Regions from separate parts of the Homo sapiens genome. Here region 1 is linked to region 2. A link is an interaction called in ENCODE POLR2A ChIA-PET data of the cell type or tissue named here. Cell type or tissue: Panc1. All regions are shown on one strand. Each heading gives the region's core, and the rest is flanking DNA. Links, peaks and the distances in the headings are about the cores only.

Region 1 (7,075 bases), core at 3,020-5,519, 230 kb after region 2:
TAAAATAGTAATTTGCCATCTGTTCTTTATTGAATTCAGAAAAGATGAATATCCACAATACAAATGACCCATGGTTATAAGAAAGTATCACTCTTTGAGCCAAGTGAATTGCAATGAGACTGATAGATTGTCGGATCATATGGTAACAATTTTACATTTAAACTTTTGAAGAACATTCCAAATGTTTTTCAAAGTGGCTGCACAATTATATATTGCCACCAGCAATATATGAAGGTTCCGACTTCTCCACTTGCTTGACATTTACCTGTTATTATCTGTCCTTTGTATTATAGCCCTCTAGGGAGAGATAATTTAAGAAGTTATGGTTAATTATATACGTATTCTCCTTACCTGGGGGGAACTCGAAGAAGATATACTTTTTTAAAAAAATAAGAGGAATGTACATTTGACAATAGCCTTTCAATATTTGTAGCTATCCAAAGATTTACACACTTGAGTTAAGGAATCACTAATACAAGTAAATCATCTTAGAATTAAAAATTATACTTTTATTAATTTATTCAAAAGATCCCATTTAAGTTAATATTTCATACGTTTTGGATCATATTTTTTCTTTTTAAGTTTTTAATTATGGATACATAATCACTATATATTTACAGGGTATATGTGATATTTTGATACAAGCATACAATGTGTAATGATCACATAAGAGTAATTGGGATATCATTACCTCAAGCGTTTATCATTCCTTTGTGTTAGGAGGCTTTCAGTTACAGTCTCTTAGTTGTTTTGAAATACATGTTGTTGTTGTTGTTAACTATAGTCATCCCTATTGTGCTACCAAACATTAGATCTTATTCCTTTTATTATATTTTATTAAGTAACAAATAATTTTATGTAACTATGGGGCACAATATGATGTTTTGATATATCTATACGTTATGGAATGATTAAATCAAGCTAATTAATATATCCCTCACTTCACGTCCATATCAGTTTTTTGTGATGAGAACATTCAAAGCCTACTCCTTAAGCAATTTTGAAATATGCAATGCATTATTATTAACTACAGTTACCATGTGGTGCAATAGACCACTGATACTTATTCCTCCTGTCTAAATAAAACTTTGAATTCTTTAACCAGCATATCCCCTAGAGATATATAAATCTGTTTTGTTTTGTTTTGTTTTTCATCTTTTTAATGTGTTTCTTGCCAATTTGATTCAAGGGCCCAGCTGGTAAACCTAACAGAGTATAAGGGAAAAAAAATGTTCTTCCTCTCCTACACTACAATTAAACCAGAGAAGTTCTTTTACTTAAGGTATTATGAAGGTGGTTGTAGCATTTGTTGAGAATTATCAAACCCTTACTCTTTAATGAACAGAGAGAAATATAGTTTACTATGTGTTTATATGCAGCAAACTAGAAAAGATACGTAGTGGGCTCTACTATTCTCTAGTTCTTTCTCAGTAATCAACTGGTAATAATTTTTACCACTGTGACTAAGACAATAATTCTGATTCTGTCAGATTTTTACCGTGTGGTTCATATAATTCTTGTTTCATGCAACCCTGTTTTCATTAGGATGCTTACTTCTTGCCTCAAGGCTCTTACAATAAATTAGATATTCTTATCATTTGCCTATTTATTTTTGTAATAGCTGAGTAATGTTGAATCTCTCTTTTCTCCCCTGCCTTATTGCTCTATTTCTATATTTATCCTCTCTCTGAGAACTTGCCTCTAGTGAAGAAATTTTCTATTTGGGTTTACGAGCTGCATAATTCTTTTTAGTATAATGGTAAATATTCCTATTGTCTGCATTATCTTATTGACTATAATGATAATTTCTTGTTTTGAATCTGAGTTGGCAAAAGGCTTTTGCTGGTATCCTAAACTCTCCTAGATTTCACTGATGACACAGATTTTGTATTCATTTGAGGACTTTTCTTGGAATGTTATATTGGAAAATTTGAACAGTGCACACAATTTGGAAAGATGCTTTATCATTATATCCTCAGAATTGTCTTGACAAATAATACTTTCGGTTCTTTGATTGATTTAACTTTATCATTATAAATTAGGTTTTAGTTTCTTTGACTCATTGGATAACAAGAAAAAGTAGTCATACACTTTAGGCTTATATTTTGTGTAAAAATAAACTTTTAAATGCATGCACCTCCTTTCAAATAAGAATTATCCACACACCCATTGCTAAATTATAATTTCTCTTAAATTTGTTTGTGCAATAATATTGCATTATTACCAATTTTATTTCCAGAAATTATTACCAATATATTTATTTATTACCAATTTTATTACCAATTTTTGTTTTATTTATTTATTTATTTTTATTTTATTTTACTTAATTTATTTTTAATTTATTTTATTTTATTACCAGTTTTATTTCCAGAAATCACTTCATTGTTATTACCAATTTTATTTCCAGAAATTAAGAATAAGTATGAAAGTAGAGAATGCAGTGTTTTTTTCACCATGCAGAAAAAAGTAAAATAATGAGCTGCTACTCTTGGGCCTTATTTAGGTCATGTTGAACAGACTTCGGCCAAGGACAGAGTCCTATGTCAACTGGGACCTCCCACCAACTCAACATCTATACATAATTAAGAAACTTTGAGTGTAGTTATTATTTAATGACCATTTAGTATTCTGATTAACCTGAACATTCAAGCTTCAGGCACTTATTTCATCATCTAACTCATACATAAATAGACCACATTTGTCTAAATGAAGGCCCAATGCATCAATTTCCATTCAAAGCATAAGGACAAGAAAATTATAAACAGAAAAATGATAAAACCTATTTTCATGAATGTCTCCCAATTTACCCCAATTTTCCTGGTAAGTTTGATTCTTGTCTAATCTACCCTGAAATTTAAAGGAAGCCTTCAATAATAGATTCCATTGTGAAATTGTTATTTTTGTCTTACCTTACTTTTAGTTTGTCTCGTTTGCAATAATATGTAATTGTATACATATTTATGTGCTGTCGGCAAGTGAAAGATAGCTTCCCTCCACCCTTCTAGGTTCTTTGGCTAGGCTACCAATTAAATTGAAAGAAAAAAGGTAGACTAATGGGTACAATTATACACTTACAAGAAAGAAGACTTGGTGTTCAATAGATTAGCAAAGCGAATATAGTTAACATTAATCAATTGTACATGTCAAAATAGCTAGAAGAGAATAATTCAAATATCTCTAGCATAAAGAAAAGATAAATATTTCAGGTGACGGGTCTCCCAATTACCTTGATTTGAGTATATGAATGTATCAAATTATCACATCTACCTCAAAAATATGTACATCTAATATGTATCAATGAAAAACAAACAAATAAAGATTTAAAAAATCCAAAAACAGATGAACAGAAGAAAAGTTATATAAAGTTATTACATGCATGGGGGCATCACATACAAGAGAAGTGACTACCCCAAAACCCAGTGACATCTAGAAGCTTCTATATGCCCAAGGAAGAGGGGAGGGGAGATTTAGGCAACTTAGGGGAGAATAAAAGATTTTTTGAAAAGACCAATGGCCCCTCAGATAAATAGTCGATAGCCTGTGATGAAGTCTGTGTGAGCATCGTATGACCTCCCATCTCCTCTCCTGTTATAAAGTTACTCTTTCTTGGTTGATGGGATTATCTGGGAGGCGATTCTTGACAACTGAGGCTAAAACTCTAGACAATCTCTTAATATCATCAAATATTTCTTTGCTTGATTGTTGGTTTGATAGAATCATACAAACAAGGTAGGTTTACACATTGAATTTGGTTGATAGATCATCTTTTTTTTTTTATTCTGTAGGCCCCCCTCCCACTTTGTCCTCCTCTGAGATTTATTTTCAAAGAAGCTGTTCATTTGTTTTGTAGAGTTTTTCACAGTACAGTTGTTGCTGCATCCATCCTAATGGTATTATTTAAAATCTTTACCTGACCTCTGTGTCCTCTATAAAATAATTCTTAAATCCAGAGTCCTGATCTGTTTAGATTCAAATTTTTGACAAGAATATTTCATAGGTGTAATTGTGTATTTCTGTCAAGAGGCATGTATCATCTTTTTTTTTTTTCCCCTCTCCCTCTCTATTTATCTTATTAGAGTTGATTTTGGGAATTGCCTGGATTCATTACAGTAGTCCACCCTTATCCCCAGTATTGCTTTCTGCAATTTCAGAACAGATCAATGGCAGTCCAAAAAATATTAAATAAAAAATTCTGGAAATAAACTTCATAAATTTCAAATTGCCCACCATTCTGGTTAGAATAATGAAGTGTTGTGTTGTCTGTGCCTTCCAGCTCTGTTCTGCCTGAGATGTGAGTCATTCCTTTGTCTAGCACGTCTTATGCTACTTGTATGTTAGTCACTCTGTAGCCATCTTGTTATCAGATCAACTGTTGCGGTATCCCAGTGCTCGTGTTCAGGCCACCCTTACTTTGCTTAGTAATAGTCCCAAAGTGCAAGATAAATGATGCTGACAATTTGGATATGCCAAAGAGAAGCCATAAAGTGCTTCCTTAAAGTGAAAAGGTGAAAATTCTCCAATTAATAAAGAAAGAAAAAAACTTATTCTAAAGTTGTTAAGATCTATGGAAGCAATGAGTGTTATATCTGTCAAACTGTGAAGTGGGAAAATTTTTTTTTACTACTTTTGCTTTGTACTTCAAACTGCAAAAGTAACAGCCACAATATGAGATAAGCACTAAAAGTGGGAAAGACTTTAGATTTATGGTTGGAAGACATGACAAGAAATGTGTTAAAATTGACTGCAGTAGTGTTCAATACTATCTGCGGTTTCAGGCATCCACTAGGGGCCTTGGAATGCATTCCCTATGGATAAAGAGAGATGACAGTATTTCATAAGAGTATTACAAAATTAAAGTGTTTTATTTTTATCATTCCTTCTTCATGTATTAGCTAGAATACTTCTATAAAGAGAAAATTCTCCTGTGGTACAATTGGTCTAGGATAGTCAAGGTTAAGTGCTTGATTACTTCTCTTGTATCCATTTTCAGATTGATACATTACTTCTCTAGCAACCTCCAAAGGTACCCAATGGATTTATGTTTAGTATCATTATAAATTTAGGAACTGTTTTACTTTTGAATATGTAAGAAATCATTCAAATTTAGTGATGCTAAGGTGATTCAAAATGTTAAACCAAAACCATGTGTACAGTTGAAAAGTAATGTAAAAGAATAAAACAAAACACTAGAGAAAGATTTGTTGAATATACTAAAAGAATGATTTGTGTTTAAAAACAGAATTTCCTCAGTTTTTGGAATGCTAATAGTACTAACAAATTGATAGTAAATAAAATAGAACAATAAAATTCCACTAATACATTTCTTTCCTAAAATCTACAATGTGTTGTCTATTTATTATATGCAGGATCTATTCCAAACACTACAACTAATCATAAAGAATATTCTCAACTCTATGAAGAAAGTATTATTATTACCATTTTACATTTGAAGATATCTAATCTTCTTAGAAAGCTGATTGACAGTTAATATTGTAGCTATTCCCTGTTTAACCTTCCTAAATTCCTTAGGGGATTTATGAATGGCTCCAGGAGATCCACCATTCTCGGTAACTATCAATGTGCATGTACATTTTTCTAGAGAGACTTTCCATAGCTGTAACCAAATTTTGAAAGGAAACTATGATCTCCTATCCTCCCAGAAAGTCAAGAATCAGTGCAATATCTGAGTTGATTAGTAAGTGTATGATGAAGACATTGAGAATTCAGAAGAGTCTGGTCATTTTTTATTTGCACAAACATTATGAAGATCTATCTGATAGTAGAGGCGCTAGCTAGCCACCTTACTTTGGATGTATACATTTTTCAATATACATGATTTTCTATCTAAAAACTTATATAGAGTCTCAAATATATCTCCTGTCTTAGTTTAAATGTTTTCTGGTGCCATGTGAAACTTAGTGTAGACATTGCTAGACATTATGTATGCTAGCTTTAAAATTTCAGTAAGTATACATTTCTCAATGCCATAAAATACAAAAATCGATGTTGAGTGAAATTATATAGGAAATGCTTACAAATATTTCAGAGGATAAAGATTGCTAATGAAAACACAACCATCTAAATAAAATCTAAAGATTGTAAATAACCACCACCCATTTTAATGTACGCACTTGATAAGAGTACTGAGAGGGAAATTCAGGCTGATTTCTCCCCCATCCCCAACAGTGAATTCCTTTTTAAACACAGACTGCCAGTCCTTTTTTCACATACCTTTTCTATATTACTCATATAAATTTTGGTTTCAGCAATATTATTGATGCCATCTGAACTATTTCTTAGTGGATTGGTCATTTTTTATAACTCTGTGTCCTTCATCCTAGACTCCACCTCTAACTGTCAGAACCAAATCATAATATCAGTTACTCACTATTAATAGAATTTCAAAAATACATTCATCAACTTATCTAAAGTTTTAATACTGTATTCTAAATACTGTATTTTAAGCACAAATTGTTCTTTTATAGAAAAAAAATTATTCTGCCCTGATGAGTATTCTATTTTGTTTCTGTTTAATGGTACTTTTTATCATTCTGTTCATTAAGATAATCATCCTGGAACCATAAACACACTCAATAAAATGCTTCAGGGGACAGATTACCAATATTTCTAATTAAAGATACTGTTGACCATAAGCTAATTAGAGTAAGCAACATTTTAAGCATGGTACAGAAATTATAAAGTTATAAATTACTAAAATTAAAGACAGTGTACAGTTGGAATTTTATAAGGCTACATAAAGCATTTTTACATTGAAGTAAAAATAATATAGGGTTGGATTTTTTCCAGTGAAATTTTATTATTTTTAAATTCTCTAATTACTGGCAACGACGCCACCTGGCAGAATTTACATTTAGATCCAAGAAGGAATAAACACTGTACTCTACCTTCATCCACATTCTATTTGTTTATTTATTTATTGTTCTGGCTTTATAAGTTAAGTGTTAAATTGAAATATTATCTTATCAATATAAGCACAGTTCAAACCTTCACTTAAATAATTCAAGTGGAGATTTTTTCTTCCTGCTTGAATTAATCTACTGTGTTTTATGATGGA
Region 2 (7,075 bases), core at 1,795-4,294:
CAAGCATTGTGATGTTTTTTAAACAAAACTCCCCACGTAACGGTAATGTCCATCCAAGTTTGAGAACCACTTGTACAAGAGATGCAGATAAAGCACTGAGAAAAAAACAAATGAGATGTTAAGAGGAAGAGGAAAAGTAAACAAGTGCTTATTAAAATTTAGCAAACATTTTGAGGAAACAGTAGAATATATTCTTACAGAAGAAGTTTAATGTCTCTTTGAAGGTGTTTATTTCCAAAGTGGTAGGTAAAATTCAGATCTGTCAAAATTTAAGGAGGTGGAGTAAATGACCCTTTGAGTTAGTGTTAGACTAAGGATTCTTATTTTCAAATTTAAATGGTTGTGAGGGAGGAACAAATACTTATTCTTCCATATTTGAAGCTATCCCAGAACCTGAGTAAAATACTGAAGAGAATCATGGATTTAAAATGAGACCAGAATGCTTTTGATGCATGTTAGATTTCATGTTCTTTATTCTCAGACAAATCTTTAGATAAATAGCTCTACTACCTCAGTGTAGATAGTATTATTAATGTTTCGCATGAGTGAAGTTCATTATTCAAAGATGAAATATGTGATTAGTGTATATTGAATTCCTTATGTGATCAATGATTGATTATGCTTATTATTTCCTACATTGCTTTTTTATTTGAACACTATGTTGAAATAATACTCGTCACAGCTTTGAAAGGTATAAAAAGGAGATATTCTGCAATTTGGTATAGTAAACTAATGTATCCTATATTTTTGTTATTTTAAAGTGACATTTAATGATGAAATACTGATTAAATATTATTCTTTATTAAATTACTAAATTTGTGGTAGAAAAAGTAGTAGATTGTCTATCCTTCAAAAATGCTGACCCTCAGAGGACTTCTGGAACTAGCTCATCTAGCAATAACAACTTAGAACTTCTCATGGGATTGTGGGTATCACATACATAGGTTTATACAGCTGACCTACAGAAAAGTGGGGAAGAGGTACCTCTAGACCTATTGTGTTCAAGTTAAAAAATAGATGTTTAAAATTAGCTAACCTCTTGTATCTCACCTACCTGGGTTCAGTATAAAAGAGCTAATCAAGTCAGGTCGAACATATTGTCTTAACTCCATGATGAAGTTTCTTTACATAACAAAGCCACTGCCACCGAGTCACATTCAGCCTCTGTCTCTATTTCTTTCTCTTTGTTTTTAAAATAGAAAGGAAAGAAATCCTAGCTTTCAAATCACCTGTCTTCTTTCAGTCTTTTAGAAAGTTTGGAAAATTTTTAGTATGTACTTAGTTAAAAAAAAGTCATTAAAATAATTTTTTAAGCTAAAGTTATAAAATTGAACATACTTATATTAACCTTGGAACTGTCTACCTCCAGTTGCGCCTGTGTATTCTATCATGAGGATAGGAAAAGATTTTCTAAATCTAAATAAAATACAGCATGAACTGCAGAAGGCAGCATTTTGTAGTTGTAAAAGCTGGAATTTTAAATTAAATATGAGTTCAAATCTTGCTTAAGTATTTTTTCTATTTTACATATCTTTCAATTCTCAAAACATCAGTTTTATCATTTGTAAAATGTAAAGAATAATACCAGTCAGAGTTGCTGTGATTAACAGATACAGTATTTGTAAATAACCTGACACACAATAAGCATTAAGTAATAAATGGGCATTATTCATGATTTTGTTGTGTATATCTGTAAAATTTACAATTAAACAACTCTGAATTAGCCTTCTTATTAGGAAAGGCTCTAAGCTTGATCTGGACATCTATTCTTCCATCCACATTTGAACAGTAATGTCATAGGATCAGCCTGCTGTCACTTACCATCTATATAGCCACAAAACCTAGCTGAAAATGAAGAGAAACAAGAAATCATGCCATTAACTGGGATTTCCCAGTTGATTGTCATCTCTCCATGTTTAACTAGAAAGTTATCTCGTAGAACAGTGTCTATCCTTTCAGACAGATGTAATTCAATGCATTTCCAGATGGTGATTAACAGTTTCCTAAATAACTCACAGGACTGAAGTTGATCAACATACAGAATTCATTTCCTACCTGGTCATGAATGGACTATTCATTTAATTTATCAAAATCTAATTTTCCTGAAAAAATAAAATTAAAAGTTCATTCTAATACTCCATGCACCAAAACCAAAGGAGTTCTAGAAAAGACTTATATAACTTTTTAAGATTTTTATTAAAGAACTTTGTAGACGAAACATATTCTTCCCTTACCTAAATCTCTTATTTTTTGAGGAGTTTTCTTTAGACATGGAACCAGAATCTAGGTAGAATCATTTATTTCTTCAATCACCAAACATTTGTTTTGTGCCTATTATGTGTAAGGTACACTCAGAGTCTAGCTAAATCATATTCAATATTCCATATCACAGTGCTTTAGGCACATTTCAGTAGGGTTACGGATTTTTTGCCCTCATTTGGCGATCAGAGAGACCATTTCTATTTCAAAATAAGACAATTTTCACCCCAAGTAGAAAAAGCAAGGACACTGTGGTTTATAATATGCCATTTAGCACGAATGTTACACTATTTTGAATTGGTAGCTCAACAAGTAAAGCCATCATCAGGAACCCAAAACTTGATGATACAGTGCATTTTTCAGGTAAAGAGATGCATTGGACCTGTTTGAAAATTGGGGAATAGAACTTTTGGATTCCATCTTTACTTCAAAATATTTTCTCTGAATGTAGTTTTGTAATCAGGACATATCAGAAGAAAAATAAGTGAAGTAAAAAATAGGGATGATATATTTGGCTTTATAAAGTATTTTGATAATTTTCAGAAAGCAAATCACACTATTTTAAATATTTTTGTCTTCTGAGCTCCAATGTTTAAAATATAAATGTAAATAGCAATTTTTTTGCAGTGAAGATTTTTCTGCCAAGAAAAAGGAGCAAAGAGAATTTCTAATTGAAAATTAGAAAAAATAGGAGAAATAGAGTTCTTGAAATTGTCAGAAAATATGAATAAAGTTAAATGTTTGAAAGTATCCTAATTTGATAATGAATATATTGGAATGATCCAATTCTGAAAAATTATATGCTTATTGAAAACAGATTATAAAAAGAAAATTTACTAAACTTTCACTTTTAGCCATTTTCTATTTTTGAATATATGTTAATCAGAATGAACATGTGATAAAGTCATTAGTGAATTTTTACATGATTTTTTAAGTTTTAGAAATCAAATTAAGAGATAAAGGAAAAAGCATATTAATTTAAGAATTCAATTTGGATTCCAACAAAAGCATATAAATTCAGATCGATTCTTTTAGCTTAATAAAGATGGATGACTAAATTATTTTAGATGAATGTGTTCTCAATTTTATTTTCAGACAGGCAATTAGCTACAAGTGCAATGAAAAAATCAGCCAATCATATCTGCAAGATTCTCACAAAAGTGTAAACAAGAAATCTTAAAGGAAAGTCTTGGGTTTGATTGATATCAAAACTACAAGGACCAACTTAACCAGAATTAAGTATATTTGCAGCAAAAAGCAGCTGATTTGAGTAGTGTGTGTGTCTGAGCCTATAAAGATACTCCAAACAGGAATTGAAACTTTATTAGAATTGTAGTCAAGTTTGAGAAAGAAGGGTTAAGAGTTTTGTTTTGCATACACACATATCATAATATACATATTTGAATTTAGCCTTCATGAGATTTTTGACAGGAAGTGAAATAATTTTGTAATCTCTCAATATTTTCATAATTTTTAGTGTCCAATTTATGCAGTGCATCTGGGATAACACCAATGATTTTTCAAAATCTTTTATAGGTAGTTCAAAGCTGTTGCATAAAGGAATATTTTTGATTTCTTGAAACTACATGGGACTATTTGAAATAATGAATTAGTGTAGTACCTAAGTAGTTTTGTGGCAGTTTTGTTAAGATTATTGAAGTAATAAAAGATGTAGCAAATGATTTCCTTCCTTCCCTCCCTCCCTGCCTCCCTCCCATCCTTCCTTCCTTCCTTCCTCTCTCTCTCTTTTCTTTTTCTTTTTCTTTTCTTTCTCAGAGTCTTGCTCTGTTGCCCAGGCTGGGGTGCAGTGGCAGGATCTCAACTCACTGCAGCCTCTGCCTCCCAGCTTCAAGCAATTCTCCTGCGTCAGCCTTCCTAGTAGCTGGGATTACAGGCGTGTGCTACCACTCGTGACTTTTTTTTTTTTACTTTTAGTAGAGATGGGGTTTCACCGTGCTGGCCAGGCTGGCCTCGAACTCCGAACCTCAAATAATCCACCCACCTCAGCCTCCCAAATTGCTGAGATTACAATTGTGAGTCACTTTGTCAGGCCGCAAGTGATTTTCTTGAAATTAAAGTGATATTCACTTGCACATAGGTCACCAGTACAGTGGTAGTTTTGATTATATAATAAATTGTTCCCAATATTAGCTACCAATTTTGAATTGATCTTTTGTTTAAATTTGTTTTACAAGGGGCTAAATATAGCAATTGTTTACAAAAGGCTTATAAGTAAAATTTTAAAAATATATATTATATGTGTATCTTTTCTTTCTTTTTTTTTTTTTTTTTTTTTTTTTTTTGAGTTAGAGGTTTGCTCTTGTTGCCCAGGCTGGAGTGCTCCGCAACCTCCACCTCCCAGTTTCAAGCAATTCTCCTGCCTCAGCCTCCTAAGTAACTGGGATTACAGGCATGCACCTCCACATCCAGCTAATTTTGTATTTTTAATAGAGACGGGGTTTCTCCATACTGGTCAGGCTGGTCTTGAGCTCCCAACCTCAGGTGATCCGCCCGCCTCGGCCTCCCAAAGTGCTGGGATTACAGGCGTGAGCCACTGTGCCTAGCATGTCTTTTCTTATAAAAATATAAGCAATACTTAATTGCTTATCTGTAAGAAATAATGATTAATCCAAAATATTTGTAACAAAGATAAATAATTATAATCTGGAATAGTCTCTAAGAGTTTCAAAGTTAAAAAAACTTTCACCATTTCGGGAGATATCAAATTTTTTGAAAAAGAATTTATGCCAACTTGGAAGTTATCTTTTTTCTTATATTTTTTCAGGAGTAATTCATGAAATTAATATTTATTTCCAAGGATTAGCTCTGTATCAGTATATTTGTATTTGTATATTTAAGAAAATGATTATAATAAAACAAAATGTATCTTGGAATTCCTATTTCGGTGGGATAGTCATTAAGTGAATTTAGTCAAATATGTGCAAAAATTTTACAAAAAAGTACATATGGAAGCATAGAACTTCAATTACACCGCAACCACCAAAAGATAACCGTAAATGATTATCTATAATCATTTCATTGTAATGAGTTTGGTTGTGTCTGTTCTTCATGGCTTTTACAGTAATGATTTAGGCATCATAGATCTGATGAGAGTCCAGGTTCTTGTCTGCAAGCAACAGAAGCCAACTTTTGCTAACTTAAGCAAAACAGCAACAACAAACATTTACTGGACAGATAATAAGTAGCTCACAAAGTCAATGTGAAGACTGCAAAACAGAAAAAAAAAAGATTGAAAGATGGGTGTGGAGGAAATAAAAACTAGGATAAGGGTTAAGAAATGGCCACACGAACTATTTTCTTAGGATATCACTACTGACTATGCCAGGAATGCTGTAAAGCTATGCCATAGATAATTATCGAAATAGCTCCATGTTGTTGCACCATTGTCTCAAGACTAAAATTCCCAGAATGGAGCAGGGTAGGAGTCAGGGCAGAGGATCCAGGTACTTATACATCTTCAACTTCAGTAGTAGATATAGAGTCTGTTTTCCACGAACTGTAAATCAGAAACCAACCCCCCCGCCCGTCCCACCCTAAGAATGATGCTAAGATGTTAGACAATAACAAATGTGCATCATATAGCAATTACTTTTTTTGGTTTGCCCAAACTTCTATAGCAAGTAAAGTGCACTGGTTTTATATTCTTCTTATAGTCTAATTATACATTATATTGCCCTATCATAAGGAAAGAGACAATTAATGACTTGGCGGTCTGTGTCTGTCAATCAATTATTGCAGTCATTCTGATGGTGTCTGTATACATGCTGGTAATAACTAACAACTGAAGCAGTTTACAACATCTTTCTCATAACCTGAACTTCTAATAACATTTTAACAATTTTTTTACACAGTCATATCTGGGTGTGACTTTCTTTCGGAAACCTGTCTTCTGTTTTATCACAGTTAGAGCAATTGGAATTTCACCTTGTAATCTTCTAAGCTTTTACTATTCAGGACTGTTAGATTTTGCTGCTGTTGAAGGCCTTATATTAATTACAAGGTCATAATCTTCAAACAGATTTGGTGTGAAATATAAACTGAGTTTTGGGTAAAAGGCTATTAAATTTCTCCTTCTCTCTCTTTCTTAACCAGGAATTAGTATCATATTACCTATCCCCATCAATTAAATGCCTTGACTTTCCCTTTTCCCATGAGAACCCACATTTTATTTATCCACAATGTTGTGTATACCTTCCCCCTTCCTCCAGCATATTTAAAATTTGCACTGCAATAGATTGTGTTGTCTACATAGATATCCACAATAATGCAAACTACAGGTTGAAGTCGTATCAGTATGTTTAATATTTTATAAATCAAATAATGTTTAAGAGGCAGTGTTGTGGAATAGAGATGGAGGTATCATTTGCCATGTTTATGAAAAAATACCAGAAGTTCTTATTTTCTTCAGCTTTGATTGATTGCGTCTCCTTCTTGTACATAGCTAATACAAATTATTTGTGCCTCTTGAGTATGTAAGATGAGCCTAAAGTTGCACTACATCCTCATACTGTTTGCAAACTCTCTAAATGATTCTTGCCAGGAACCAGCACTCATGGAGAAAGTTAATATTCCAGGATATTCAAAGAAGTTGATTTGATTTCATTTTCAAAGGAAATTTTGTCAAAGTAAAGCTATAAGATAGGCATATCTTGAAATTTGTTTGTTCATATTAATTTGTATGTTTGATCCTTTGTTGTCTTTTCTCTCTTTAGGCAAACTGAGATACCTGTGTATTATTTAAATATTTTGAATCAAATATTTGTGTTTTAAGTTTTAGAACATTTTCTGACCATAC

The links. Peaks named below come from ENCODE experiments on the same cell type or tissue, not always from the same donor. Only the 100,000 strongest peaks of a DNase experiment are listed, where the experiment ranks them.
Region 1: POLR2A ChIA-PET joins it to region 2 with 6 read pairs; 2 of 35 experiments call an interaction of 5 or more read pairs at or near these places.

The regions. Positions count from the first base shown.
Region 1 is chr3:175,382,461-175,389,535 of GRCh38, forward strand. The region is part of intron 5 of NAALADL2 (N-acetylated alpha-linked acidic dipeptidase like 2); the gene reads left to right. Among named protein-coding and RNA genes, the nearest start is that of MIR4789, 16 kb to the left of the region's middle. In Panc1, for the core only: no CTCF peak of the experiment used is centred there; a DNase peak (open chromatin) is centred at 4,351.
Region 2 is chr3:175,155,827-175,162,901 of GRCh38, forward strand. All of the region lies in intron 2 of NAALADL2 (N-acetylated alpha-linked acidic dipeptidase like 2), which reads left to right. Among named protein-coding and RNA genes, the nearest start is that of NAALADL2-AS3, 44 kb to the left of the region's middle. In Panc1, for the core only: no CTCF peak of the experiment used is centred there; no DNase peak of the experiment used is centred there.